Regions from separate parts of the Homo sapiens genome. Here regions 1 and 2 are each linked to region 3. The links are chromatin contacts, found by Hi-C or POLR2A ChIA-PET in ENCODE. All regions are on one chromosome and are shown on one strand. Each heading gives the region's core, a stretch centred on a gene start or an enhancer-like site at or near the end of the contact. The rest is flanking DNA. Distances are from core to core; before and after follow the strand shown. Region 1 overlaps ZNF608 (zinc finger protein 608). Region 2 overlaps LOC101927421 (a long non-coding RNA gene). Region 3 has its middle 160 kb from the start of ZNF608.

Evidence for each region. A loop is a pair of places that touch in the nucleus more often than their neighbours do. ChIA-PET counts read pairs that join two places held with the same protein, here RNA polymerase II (POLR2A). Pooled maps may share reads with other maps.
Region 1: a loop to region 3 is called in a map of Caco-2, with 2.8 times the contacts of the local background. The contact joins two enhancer-like sites. A Hi-C loop is called at or near these places in 3 of 168 maps with a recorded cell type or tissue (Caco-2, Calu3 and HepG2) and 3 of 50 pooled maps. POLR2A ChIA-PET finds 5 or more read pairs at or near these places in 1 of 52 experiments (activated CD8-positive, alpha-beta T cell).
Region 2: a loop to region 3 is called in a map of endothelial cell of umbilical vein, with 4 times the contacts of the local background. The contact joins two enhancer-like sites. A Hi-C loop is called at or near these places in 1 of 168 maps with a recorded cell type or tissue (endothelial cell of umbilical vein). POLR2A ChIA-PET finds 5 or more read pairs at or near these places in 1 of 52 experiments (WTC11).

The regions. Positions count from the first base shown.
Region 1 is chr5:124,676,241-124,681,054 of GRCh38, reverse strand. The region is part of intron 3 of ZNF608 (zinc finger protein 608); the gene reads left to right. Among named protein-coding and RNA genes, the nearest start is that of ZNF608, 68 kb to the left of the region's middle. Within about 2 kb of position 3,459, at least 12 of the 41 ENCODE cell types and tissues checked have a DNase peak (open chromatin) inside an H3K27ac peak, as active enhancers do.
Region 2 is chr5:125,090,390-125,095,235 of GRCh38, reverse strand. All of the region lies in intron 2 of LOC101927421 (a long non-coding RNA gene), which reads right to left. Among named protein-coding and RNA genes, the nearest start is that of ZNF608, 350 kb to the right of the region's middle. Within about 2 kb of position 1,280, at least 4 of the 41 ENCODE cell types and tissues checked have a DNase peak (open chromatin) inside an H3K27ac peak, as active enhancers do.
Region 3 is chr5:124,904,078-124,908,938 of GRCh38, reverse strand. No RefSeq gene overlaps it. Among named protein-coding and RNA genes, the nearest start is that of ZNF608, 160 kb to the right of the region's middle. RefSeq lists an enhancer at 1,848-2,632. Within about 2 kb of position 2,383, at least 17 of the 41 ENCODE cell types and tissues checked have a DNase peak (open chromatin) inside an H3K27ac peak, as active enhancers do.

The DNA.
Region 1 (4,814 bases), core at 2,210-4,709, 230 kb after region 3:
CATGCTCTCTCTTTCTGGAACTCATTTTATGTAGAAGTTGAACCTCCTCTACCAATCTTCTTTTCTGATCTTTCTCCTTCTTTTTCAAAACTCTGGTTTATATGCGTTTTGTATTTTCTGCCTGGAGAGTTTTTCAAATTTATCTTTGCTTTTTCATTTCCCTCATGTAGTTTTTAATTTCTAAGCGCTTTTTATTTTCTATTTTGGTTATTGGCATTGCTCTCTTAAAAAGCCTTCTATTCTAGTTTCATGAATGAAGCATCTCCTCATTTCTCTGAAGATATTTAATTAGCTTTTCTAATTTCTTCTTTTTATTGTCAGCATTGCTTTTAATTCGTCTAAGTTTCTTTTTTGTTTATGTGTGTGATTTGTCATGTGTATTTTTTGTTGGAGACTTTCCTCAAATGCCTATGACTGTTGGCTGTCTGCTTCTATGAGTGGTGCGCTGAGAAGCTAGTTTGAAATTCTACATGCTTCAGTAGAACTGGTTGATGGTATAGGCAGACCTGGATCAATTATTTCTGTAGAGTTGCAATTCCCATATTCCTTTTCTCTTGCTTTTATCAGTTTTCCCCGAAAAGGCTTCACTGATCAGCTGGCAGCCAACTTTCTTGGTGCCAATTTTGGAAAAAAAGAGAGTGAAGGATTCACTCTTCATTATATAAACTTTATAAACTATGACTTAAATCTTCCTTTTTTTTTTTTGTGGCCATAATATCCCCATTTTACAAATAAGAAAATTTTTAGAGCTTTACATTTCTTTGTTGTAATTTCTTCATAGCTGTTATTTATTCCATGACCTGAAATAGAGATAATTTCAGTCAATATGGAATGTGCCATCATAATTATCCTTCTACGGAGATCTAGTCATTTAATTTATCATTATTGTGGTTTGCTTGGCCTATTTTTTTTTCAAATGTGGCTTCAGCGATGCTTGGTTTTCAGAAGACTATAAGCTTGGGACTTAAAACAGCAGCATATGAATGGCCAGAGTCCCCCTAACCCAGCCCTACCTCCCTCCCTTATAGGTCCTTGCCAGATCATTATGTTGGGCTTGAGCTCTGTTTTTATCTTTACTTATCAACATGAGCTGTTCGCCAAGCTGGTTTTTCACAAATTCTTTCAATGTTGACCAGCCCTTTAATATCTGCACTTCTAAGAATCAAAGTCCTAGGAAAAGACAGATCTCATAAGCACTTTCCTTCTACAAGGGACAGATGCATGGAAGACACCTCCTTAAAACCAAGGTACACTGCTATGTTCTGTGGTAACACCAAGCCACGGGGCAGGGTGTATTCCCCAGAGCTCCAAAGCACTCTGCTATCTTAACCAAAGCACATTCAGTCACCTGTATTTTCAAGTTTTTCTTCTCAGCCTAGAAAGGTGCTTTTTCCTTTAGTCTACCTACTTCAGAATAATAACAGGTACTTGCTTGCCTTCCTTGAGTGGAGACTGTAAAAGGTGATTTTAAATATCACATTGATATCTTACTCTGAGGCAGGGATTTTTCTCTCTCTTGTCCATGTATGTAGCCCCGGTGCCCAGCACATTGGCTGTTACCAATAAATATGTGTTGTCTGAAGGAAGGAAGGACAGAAGGAAGGAAGGAAGGAAGGAAGGAGGGAGGGAGGGAGGAAAAGAAGGAAGGAAGAAAGGAAAGAAGGAAGGAGGGAGGGAAGGAAGGAAGGAAGGGAAGGGAAGGAAGGAGAAGTCAAGTGAACTCATGACTTGACTTCAACCTGACTGAAAACAATCTTCCCACTTCTGTCCCCGCTCCCTCCCATGTTGCTCAAGTCCTACACAGGCACCCAGAGGGAGCTTGTTGCATGGAGTCCGTGCTGTTCTGCCAGTTGAGTAAATAGGTGACAGGCAGTAAACTGAAGGAAACGTTTTTATATCCTTAAAAGTGTTATCTTCGAGGAGCACAGTTTGTAATGCTGGAGTGAAAAGAAGCCTCCTTTCAGATGGCCAGCTTGATGCAGGCAAAGCTGCTAATTTGTTTTCAACTTCAAGGAGATTTAGAGCCTTGGCTTCCCCGGCAGTAGCTCACAGTGGAATTGTTTTCTTGCTCCTTCATGTAAGTCTGCTGCACGGCAATAAGAAAGGCCGGGGTGTTTACTGAACTGGCAGGACCAAATTCTTCTTTTTGCAGACAGACCTGGAGATTTGTTGCCCAGGACTTTTCTGACTTAATGGTGTACTCTTGGGAAAATACACCAATCTTTTTTCATATCTGAGGGCAACCACAGAACAGCCCACAGGAAGGAGCACTAGAGTCCAGTCACTTACCTGTTGGGAAAGGAAGAATCAGAGGGAAAGCTTTTGGCTCATGGGCCCTGGGCAGAGCTGTCATCAGCCCTGGCAGAAGTAGACAGCATACAAAGGAAACACACATCAACTAACACGCACCCTCAGAAAATGCTAGCCAGACTCAAACCTTTGGCAAGTGACACCCCTGGCTTTGCCTGCCAGTCTAGATGTGAGCATGGGAACGGAATGGCAGCCCATTGTGGTGGGAATGGCAGTTCCAAGTTGTCCTTTTCTGGCCTCCGGTTAAGTCCCCCGTCTGTTTAGACTACATTTACAGGAACCTATCAGTGGCACTTAGAAGGGGAATGTAGAAAAAGAAACTCTGCCAGGTGGTTCTATTTGTGCATTCTTGGTCAGCCATTTCATTATTATGTGGATTTCCATAGTTAATTAGATTAATTTTAGTCTATTACAATTTGATGGGATTTTTGTCCCAAAGTGGAGGCCTTTGGGTACTGAGAGTTGAAGTTTTAAGATTTCTTGGTAATGCCTGGATCAACATTCTAGGAATTGCTTCATTGCCAGCTTTCCTTTTTTGGTGGTGGAAAAGGCATGAATAATGCCTTCTTTGAAGCTTTAAGGCACACAATAAGCTAAGAACTCTCTAATTGAACTTTACAAGCTGAAGGGGCTGACTTACGGGCAGCATTTGAACAAACTTCTAGTCACCATAATTTAGTAAGGGTTGGCTGCCAAAAGCCATGTAAGGCTTTATTTGATCCATTTATGAATTAAGAGCCTGCAGTAAATTAATTACCATATATTGGGGCTAATAAAATCTAGCAGGATGAGAACGCCTTTGGGTTCATCTGCAGAGAGGAATAAGGACTGAGAGCTGCTTCCTGGTGTCTGAGTGTTTCTGGCTCGGGGCCTTCTGCAGTGCTGGGCAAGGGTGGTGTTCGTGCTCTGTGTCCACCAAAGAGGCATTTGAGCTAGCTTTTGGCTTTGCAACTGCTGGAAGGCTTTGCTCTATTGATCATAATAAGCTGTTCTGTCTTATTAAAGTTGCATCATGGAGTCTGGTTTTTAGGAGCCCTATTGAGAATTAGTTGCAGAAGAAGCGATTTGCTTGTATTTTCCGACAGTTAACAGGCCAAGCAGATGGGAGAGCAGACCTGAAATAGTTGGGTTGGCTGCCTGCCACTGTTCTATGAATTTTGATTTGCACGGATATGTAATAGTTGTATTTTTCCCTTTTTTGGAAGTACTTGCCTGTGAGCCTTGGGAAAATTAATCCTTGGTTTCCTGTAAAGTATACCCTTGTACGCGAATGTTGCTGCAGTGTTCCTTACAGACCCTGTGCTGTGTCCTATGTCAAACAGATCAGGACACCATAGACTGTGTGTTCAGTTGAAGAGGAGAAGAGGAGAGTTCTCGCTCCAGTTTCCCATGGCTCCTCAGGGAAAAACTGTTTTCATTCACAATTTACTTTGTGTTTTAAGATGTTTTCCCTTTCAAAGGGGGGGATTATTTTTCTTTTCCTTCAGGCTGTGTTCACCAAAATATTGAATAAATGCAAGAAAGGATGTTAAATTTAAGCTTAAGAAAAGGAATTTATAGACAAATGTGAAACAAGCATGAATGTATCTGGGTGAAGATCTGAGTTCTTCCTAAATCAGTTAAAATCTTGTCTTATTAAACATTAAATATATATGCAAAATAATATTTTAAAACATATGCATAAGATATAAGAAACAACATGAAAGCAAACGTATATTTCCTATCACTAGATTAAGTAATAGAAAATTTCACTTTCAGGACTTTTTTAACCCCTCAGTGATCCTTCCTTAACCCTATTGTGGTTGTTGCCCTCCCTACATAGCCGCTATCCTGAATTTTGTGGTTTTTATTCCCATGTTTTATCATATACCTCTAAATTCCTAAATAATGCATTGCTTAGTTTTGCATGGCTTTGCACTTTGCATAAATGGAATCACATATGGTATATTTTTCCAACTTGCTTTTTTCACTCAACATGAAGCATGAGTTCACTGTTAATGCTGCATCATGTTGTTTGAATATACCATTATTATTTATCCATTCTTGTGCCCATGGACTTTTGGGTTGTGGCCAGTTCTTTACTATTTCACACACTTTCTCCTGGTATCTAAGCCAGTTGTTAAACAAACCAATCTACTTTAAATAGTGTGCGGCTATTTTTTTTTAAAGATTTGTTTTGCTAACACGGTACGTCACAAAATATTTTAGGTATTATAGATTATAAAATGACTTTGTTACACACTTCAAAGAAAGTTCCATATTTACACAATAGTGTAAAGGAACAGGAGCTTTGTTTGTCTGCTCTTAATAGCGGTCTAGATAAGTCATTGCTTCTGCAAAATGCATTTCATTAATATTTGTTAAAACTACAGCTTGAAGAGTCAAATGGAATTTTAAGATCAGAAAGATAAACAGAAGGAAAAGAAAACCTCCAAGAAGTGCCTACTTCATTTCCATATGCTGCATTCACCTCTCCTTCTTGGGTTCACAGAGCGTTTATTGTT
Region 2 (4,846 bases), core at 31-2,530, 190 kb before region 3:
CCAACAGATTTGATCTATGCAGGGTTGCTACAAACCTTCAAATCTTTGTAAAATCTGAGAAGTGCAATAAAGTACAATAAAACAAAGTATGCATGTATACAAATTGGAAAACATGCAAGTTCTATAAAGAGGCACACACAACACTGCACAAACAGTGTTCTTTGTGTCATTCAGGTGGCAAAGCAAATAGCGGTCGTAGATCCAAAATGTTACAATCTGGCTCCTCCTAATCTGGAATTTATTTTTTAAATGGAATGAGAGCCTTCTTCTTCAAGATGCACACACATTATCATATTTTTCTATTTATACAGCACGATAATTCATGCCTTTTTAATGATAAAAGGAAGAATTAAAGAGAGAAAATATTACACAAGTGTATAGTACACCTTTGGCTATTTAAGCCACATGATTGGAGGGAGAGTGAGTTTGATGTTTCACATCTATTTTATAGCACATGTGGCTGTATTTATGCAAAGCCCATGTACTACATTCTTAGGATGCTTACTTTGTTCTAAGTCACAAATATAATTTTAGGAAATAGATGAAACTGAAAAATAAGTAAGCCAACTGATAAACGTTGTTTCCTTTCCTTCGACACTACTGTAATCATGTTATCCACCGGTTAACGTATTTTTTGACTAATATAGATTCATTTATTGACTTTCAGAAATATTTTGTAATTCAGTTGTAGATAGTTTTTGTTAATTAAGGGTCATAGATCTTAGCCTAGTTAAGACATTAAGATTGGTACTACTCTTCCTTTAAAATGTACCATAACTTGTGCTTCTTCAAAATCGTTGCCAAGCTTAGGTGAACATTTTCTCAGGTGTACATGAGCTTTCTGCTATAGTAAACCTCCCAGCCTAGTGTTTACAGATCTTTTTTCTCATTTTTCAGCTACTTCTGGTTTTCAATCGTTGTCTCCCTCTTTCCTGTGCTAAACTGCAAACTCTGGAAGAGCAAGCAGGCATTATTTCACTTCCACAGTGCATTGAGTACCAAGAACACTGAGGGCACTTATTCTCAAATAGGTATAATGTGGATTCACAAACGTCATACAAAATCATCCTCCTCTAACATTATTATGACAATTCCCTCTAGCTCTAGGTACAATGGAGGGAGAAACAATAATTTATAAAAATAAGTAGAAGAAAGAATTTTCCACCATTCCTGAGGCATTAATAATGTCTTCTAGCATGTGAATGCGTGTCCACGACTCAGTATGTGTCACTTCCTGCTAATTCATTGAGCGGGTCCAGCATTTCAAGTATAAAACAAAAGACACAATTGAACCTTCCAGAGTCTTTGACAGAGTGCCCTACTCCCTTTCTCAGAAGTACCTCAGTACTCCCAAGGCTTCTTGCCATAGCCATGTCTCAAGCAATTGTTTTAAGCTGTTTAATTAATAAAGTCACTTAAAGGAATCATTGTGCTCATGGATACTACTTATTAAACTTAAGATAACCAACTAGATTTAATCCCTGAGTTCAAGGAGAGGTTAACATGCAGCCCTTTAGTCTTCCTAGCTAAAATAAAGACCAAGACGGCAACAGATAGCTAAATCAGGTTTCCCGCTTCCAGGCATCGAAATGCTCACGGAAGAAAAAAAAAAAAAAAAAAAAAAAAGTCATACCATTTAAAAACAATTAACTTCCATACAAAAATAACTCCATACTTCCAAAATGAGAGTTTTATAAATGAATTAACAGGTCTAAACAACAACAGAACAAAAGCCTGATCTGCAAACTAGAGAGTATCATTCAATTTATTCTTTTTTTCATTCACATATACATAAAAGATGCGAGGCTATTAATAAAATAGAAATTAATTTTAAGAGTCTGAAGATTTTAGAAAACATTACTATGTTTCCCTATTAAGTATTGCCTGAACAATTTGTGTTTGCCTTCCTTGAGATCTTTTTTTTTTTTTTTTTTTTTGAGACAGAGTCTCGCTCTGTCTCCCAGGCTGCAGTGCGGTGGCGCCTCTCTGCTCACCGCAAGCTCTGCCTCCCGGGTTCACGCCATTCTCCTGCCTCAGCCTCCCAAGTAGCTGGGACTACAGGCGCCCGCTACCACACCCGGCTAATTTTTTGTATTTTTTAGTAGAGACGGGGTTTCACCATGTTAGCCAGGATGGTCTCAATCTCCTGACCTCGTGATCCGCCCACCTCGGCCTCCCAAAGTGCTGGGATTGCAGGCGTGAGCCACCACGCGCGGCTGAGCTCTTTATTTTTTTTCCTCAACTTTTACTTTAAATTACAGGGTACATGTGCATGATGCGCAGGCTTGCTACATAGGTAAGTGTGTGCCATGGTAGTTTGCTACACAGATCAACCCATCACCCAGGAATTAAGCCCAGCATCCATTCGCTATTCTTCCTGGTGCTCTCCTTCCCCCCTCCCCCACTGACAGGCCCCAGTGTGTATTGTTTCCCCCAGTGTGTCCAGGTGTTGTCATCATTCAGCTCCCTTTTATAAGTGAGGACATATGGTGTTTGGTTTTCTGTTCCTGGGTTAGTTTGCTGAGGAAAAACAGCTTCCAGATCCATCCATGTTCCTGCAAAGGACATGATCTCATTCCTTTTTGTGGCAGCATAGTATTCCATGGTATATATGTACCACATTTTCTTTATTCAGTCTATCTTGATGGGCAATTGGGTTAGTTGATTCCATGTGTTTGTTATTAAACTAAAGAGCTTCTGCACAGCAAAATAAACTATCATCAGAGTGAACAGACATCCTACAGAATGGGAGAAAATTTTTGCAATCTATCCATCTGACAAGGGTTTAATATCCAGAGTCTACAAGAAACTTAAATTTACACACACACAAAAACAAACAACCCCATTAAAAAGTGGGCAAAGGATATGAACACACACGTCTCAAAAGAAGACATTCATGTGGCCAAAAAACATATGAAAAAAAGCTCAACATCACTGATCATTAGAGAAATGCAAATAAAAAACCACAATGAGATACGATCTCACTCCAGTCAGAACGGCAATTATTAAAAAGTCAGAAAACAACAGATTCTGGTGAGGATAAGGAGAAAAAGGAATGCTTTATACTGTTGGTGGAGTGTAAATTAGTTTAACCCTTGTGGAAGACAGTGTGGTATTCCCCAAAGACCTAGAGGCAGAAATACCATTTGACCCAGCAGTTCCATTACAGGGTACATACCCAAAGAATTATAAATCATTCCGTTATAAAGATATATGCATGCATATGTTCACTACAGCTCTTTATTTTCTTAACAATCTATGATAAACTTTCTTACATTCTATTCTTAAGTTTTTTTGGCTTTAGATTCCTAAGGTATTTTATTTTCTGTTACATAAGGTGTTCTAGAGTTCATACTCAAGTATGAACTTTCAGAGTAAATTTCTGTAAGTTTACTAAAATATTTTCTGCAATCAGAATGTAAAACTGTACACATTGTTTTATTTATTCATTGTATTTAACAATTTACCAGTCATCTGCAAAATTCCAACCTACTACATTATTTGAAAATATGTACTACTCATTTGTTATAATTCTAGCATATGCTCTTCCTTCATTTACAATTTATTTTTATGTAATTAAAGTATTGACTATGGCAATGGAGGCAGATTAACATTTTAATATAATTGAAAGCCAGGTTTTTAGAAATAAGGAAGAAAGAAGCAGTCTATTCTTCCCTTTCTTTTCTCACCAACCTGTAAGAGTATTTAGGGTCCTGGAACAGTATCTTGGTTTTAACTACCTAAAGATCTAATGCTGAAGATGCTATTGCCCTGATTGCTCCATGCAGCCTTTCACACATAACAGTAAATTGGCCCCACATCTACCCATTCATGATCTACAAGTCAATTGACTCTTCTTTTTTTTTTTTTTTTCTTTTTTTTTAACAATCTCATCAGTAGATGATTATATTTTTCTTTTGGTAAAGAAGAACCAACCCCACCTTTCAGTTCAGTTAAGAAGCTTTTTGCTCTTCCATCCAAATGGGCTTTCTTGGACAGGAGTTTTATCTTGAATACCAAAATGCTTCTGTCCCAGAAACCAGGAAATAGCCATAACAAAGTTCTGGGTACTAGACTTTTAAAGTATAGGGACTAATAAATTCACTAACTTTCCCATCTTTCTTCTCAGCTCCTGCTCACAATGCTCCTAGAGATTGGTAACAGCAATTTCCAATGTCCTAATGCTAGACAAAACTTGACTGACTCTTGCCAGTGTCCTTCTTGGAATCGGAAGTGAGATAAATCCAGTTTGGGGGAAGCCATTTTTGAAGCAGGCAAAGCTAGCCTTCAAAGAGGGAAAGAAGACTCAGCTTCAGAGAGATAGTGCTATGGATTAAATGGTTTGTTCACTCAAAAATTGATGTTGAAACTTAATCCCTCCAACATTCTGGTGTTGCCAATGTGGTAGTACCAAGAAGTCTGGCCTTTAAGAAGTAATTTGGCCATGAGGGCTGCTCCCTCATTAACGGAATTAAGTTTCTTTTAAAAGAGGCTTCATGCAGCACAGTGTTCACCTACTTTTCTCTTCCCCATTTCTGCCATGTGAGGACACAGCATTCCCCTCCTCCAAAGGATGCAGCTTTCACCAGACACCAAATGGTGGTGCCTTGGTCTTGGATTTCCAGGCCCCAGAAGTGTGAGAAATAAATGTCTGCTCTTTATAAATTACCCACTCAATAGTACAGTAGTCCCTTCCTCATCCACAAGTGATACATTCCAAGACCCCCAGTGGATGCCTGAAACCACAAATAGTACCGAACTTTATATACTGTTTTTTCCTCTCTATACATACATGTTAAAGTTTAATTCATAAATTAGGCACAGTAAGAGATTAACAATAAATAAT
Region 3 (4,861 bases), core at 1,134-3,633:
TATAATCAACATCCTGATTTGAAACTCTTACCGGCTACTAGTAAATTGTGCAGGTACATTACCTGCATCACACTCAGCGCCATCCAGGTCGCTGATGAAGGATCCATGTCCCCAAGAAGCAGGGGAGATAACATATTCTCCGTAAACATAATGAAGTTAATGATTCACATGACAGTTAAATAGCTTTCAGAAATCTTATCAGTTTAGAGATAAAGCAGACCAAGGCAATAAGTGTGTTTTAATCATTCCTACTATTGAAAACACTGTGACTAAAAGCTGGCTTCCAGCAGCCTATAAATGATATTTCCGTAGAAAATGGGGGAGGAGGAGTGGAGGAAATGTCAACAGTTCATATTTTAGTTTTATATTTGGGAAGAGCTCTTTCTCCAAATGTCTCTGTTAAAAATAATTTCTAGCAAAAGAGATTTGAGAAAGCAAGATATCACATTTTTTCCTTTTATAAACTTAGCCTAATTGTCTTATTTTTATTTTTAAATGCAAAAATAAAACACCAAACCTTAAAAGAAATACCATTATCTGAAATTTTAACAATTAAATATACAAAATCTGTCACAGTTTAAAAGAAATAATTGCTTACTTCCTGCTTGCAAGTGTTTCTTTCCTAAAATAATATACACAAGGAGAGAATCAGCTACAATAGGAAAGAGGAATAATATATATGTAATGGTATAATGACCTTCCAATTAGCAAGAACAGTATTCCCAAAGCAATGAAGAATCTGGGCATTAAATTAAAATCATTATTATACAGAATTTGCACGGCTTGAATGGTCAGATTGCAAATCTTATTTACAAGTGGAAACAGGCCAAAAATGTTATGGACCTCTATATACACGAAATTTCCAGTATTACAAAAGTAATCCATCAGAAAGTAACAATCAGGCCGGGAGCGGTGGCTCGCGCCTGTAATCCCAGCACTTTAGGAGGCCGAGATGGGCGGATCGTGAGGTCAGGATATCGAGACCATCCTGGCTAACACAGTGAAACCCCATCTCTACTAAAAATACAAAAAAAAATTAGCCAGGCGTGGTGGCGGGCGCCTGTAGTCCCAGCTACTCAGGAGGCTGAAGCAGGAGAATGGCGTGAACCCGGGAGGCAGAGCTTGCAGTGAGCCGAGATCACGCTACTGCACTCCAACCTGGGCGACAGAGCGAGACTCCGTCTCAAAAAAAAAAGAGTAAGTAACAATCAAAAAGAATGCCTACAAGTTGCCCGACTCTTCTGGAAACATCCTGGTGGGCTTGTAACTAACTGATCATGTCATAAGGAAATCACCCTTTCTTACAGGCATTTTACTTTGTCACCTTTATCATCCAAGTCACAACTCTGTGCAATATTGGTCTATCGTTCTGTGCCAGCACACAAGCTGGTTTATTTTTTTATTTATTTATTTTCATTTATTTTCACGACAGGGTCTCCCTCTGTTGCCCAGGCTGGAGTGCAGCGGCGTGTTCACACCTCACTGTAGCCTCCCACGCTCAAGAGATTCTCCCACCTCAGCCTTCCTAGTACCTGGGACTACAGGTGCCCGCCGCCAAGCCTGGCTAATTTTTGTATTTTTTAATACAGACGGGTTTCACCGTGTTGCTCAGGCTGGTCTCGAACTCCTGAGCTCAGGGATCTGCCCGCCTAGGCCTCCCCAAGTGCTGGGATTACAGACATGAGCCACTGAGCCTGGCCAACAGGCCAGTTTAAATGACTGAGTCACAAATGTTACTACACAGTTGCAATTTGGGAAAATTATTAAATTGGGCAACTTCATGGTAGAGATCCCAGGTATTCTATCCCAACCCCAGCAGTAACTTTCCGTAAAAACCAGCACAGGTTTCAGCAGACAGAACTTTGGCCAGCTCTGTATTTTGCCTCTGCCTAAAAATACTACCATTAAAGCATTTTCACATTTGTGCCACTGTGCATGTTTTGGCTTCAGGTGCCTACTTTGCCCTGTTGGTCCAGTGCTAGCCCTGAGGCTTAGGTTTCTGGCAAATCTATTGCACCAGAAGAGAACAGTCTGAAAATAGAAACATGGACTGTTTTGTCGCCATTGAATGGAAAGGCTAATAATAGCATTGCTTCATTGTTTGGCACTGACTCAAGGCTACCACAGCCAAGGAGCAGCGCGCCCTGCTGCAGTAACCAAATCATAAAGTTTCTCCAGGGAATGGTGCAGCTTTTCAGAACATGTTTTATATTCTGGGATTGCTCAGGAAGGAACTAGTTCAGAAGCCGTTTTGACATAAGTGTGGTTTGTTTCCAATTTAAAGGGAGGGGGAGGGGCTGGAGAGCCAAGCCAGGAGGTCAGTTGCAGAAGGGATGCAAAAATGTCGTTAAGGAGTTCCTGACAGGTGGTGATAGGGCTGTGGCAGTGCAGCCCGAGGCCTGGCAGGGAGTTTGTCCCTGTCAGGTTCTCAGTGTGCTCTCAGGGCTGCCTTCACACTCCTATTATGTTTATTTCTGTTGAACTTAAAGAGTGACCTTTTCAAAACTGCAGTGCATTGTTGACCCACATGCATTTTTGAGACCTAATTTTCCTGAATGCCTTCCTTGTTCCTGCATAAGAGAACTTTGTTAGAGAAAATGGGAAGAGGCTGAGGATAAAGAACACTGGAATGGAAATCTTTCAGGCATTGAATTCTGCCTGCTATTAATAATTTAGAAGTGTTTTTAATGCCCTGATATGGAAGGAAGGTTTTTTGACACCAAAGGCATCTAAATATTAATTTCAGAGGAATTGGTTGTTACAAGCAGTTAACATCCATTTTGTTAGTTGACCTCCCAAGGAAGGTTAATGCACTAAAATCTGGTCATTAAGTATAGTAACAAATGTTTTTTCAGGGAGGTTATTACTATCATAAACTCTAATCCATGGTTCACAGGCAGCAGCCTCTAGTGCAGTGCTCTGACTAATGAAGAATTAACTATTTCTGAGCAGTTAATAAAGATTTTTTTCCTCACCAATCAACATACTCTACATGATCCTTATAATTACTAAAAGCATTAAGCCCCTGGTATGAGTGCCCACATGTCAGACGGGAATTCTACTCTGAGTAAATGACAAATGGCAAACCTAATCCCATTTCACTTAATTTTTTCTAACATGTTCACTGAAATAAGAAATAATGGAATTCCTAAGTATTAGAAAAAGATGGTTCAGTCCAAAGCATTTGTTAAATGAGTATTGATGAGGTCTTTAGTCATATTTTATTGTGATGGAAGATTTTATACTCCAGTTCAGTTCTTGTTAGAATCAAGAAGTTAATTGGCTCCAAACAGGGGTTTTTACTTGCTTGTTTTGTTTTTCCTTTATTAAGAAGTGCACTCATCCACAACAACACAGGAGAGAAAGACTTGTGTGAGGAACACTAATATCTGCCTCATAACAATAAGAGGGAAAAGGTACAACCTAACCTTTCTAAAAAGCCTTGGGGCAGTGTTTTGCTTTTCAATGGAAAGGTCGTCCAGAATTAATTAAAGTCACTTTCCTGCTGAGGAGCAAGCATTTGACTTTACTTTGAAGGCTCAAAGAAAGTTGCTCATACTGATTTCTTAGAGACCCACATTTAAGACAGCATAGCCAAAGCAATTGGTCAGCCTTTAAAAAGTAACCTCCTTTTGGAGTCAAAAGTCTGAACAATTAATACACTGAAGACTTAGGTGCCTCTGAAGACACAGGCCAGAATTGGCAAGGCAAAACAAAAAGGGTAAGAACAGCTTACTTTTCCCTAAGAACTATTACCTCTCATTCAGGGAGGATCAGTCCTCACATTTACGTACACCATTTTCCTTCTTATTTTTAACTTAAGCTAAATCCTGTCGTTGGGACAGCTGCTCCCATTAAACAGAGAGGAGGAGGATAAAACCATACTTAGCAAAAATAAAAAGGATGTCATCTTATCGAAAAGAAAATGTATTTTGTAAAGGTTTGCATTACATAGGGAAAAAAAGGGGGTCAAATACACAGACAGTAACTCACCTTCTCAAAATATTCCTCTGCTGGAAGATTCTACACACTGTGCCTACCTAAATAAATAACCAGTAGGGTTGGCCACCTGCAGTGGCTCACGCCTGTAATCCCAGCACTTTGAGAGGCTAAGGCAGGCGGATCACTTGAGGTCACGAGTTCGAGACCAGCCTGGTCAACATGGCAAAACTCCGTCTCTACTAAAAACACAAAAATTAGCCAGGCGTGGTGGTTGCATGCCTATAATCCGAGCTACTCATGAGGCTGAGGCAGGAGAATTGCTTGAACCAGGGCGGCAAGGGGGAGGTTGCAGTGAGCTGAGATTGTGCCACTTTACTCCAGCCTGGGTGACAGAGCGAGAGTCCGTCTCAAATAAAATAAAATAAAAAACGAGCATGGTGGGGTGATCTATGCACATTATGATTTGTCTGAGAATCATTTGTTTGGCGCTTTGCTTGCTTGAAGATGACTCCATTAGTTTCCCACTTACGAGTGAAGGTTAGTGACTTAGTCTTCCTGAGCTTCAGTTTCCTCATCTATAAAATGATATTATAACATCTATTTTGTTGAATAGTTGTAAAAATTAGTGACAGCATAAACCTGGTATACCAAAAGGCTACAGACAAACTAGTATAAATTTGTTATTCACTATGTCCATTGCTTTGTGTATTTACCACATTTTATAAAAGCGACTAGAATCCTAGAATGCCCCACAAAAACCTTCTGGGCCTAAAATTGCAATCAAGTGGGTCATAATACATTAGCCTGACTTCTGAATACTAGAAGTTTGACAGAGCCCAGCTCATCCATCATGGACCCATCACTGGACACAAAACCTTCCCTGGTTGCCTCAGCCAGAAATAAACCTTCCAAACGTGGT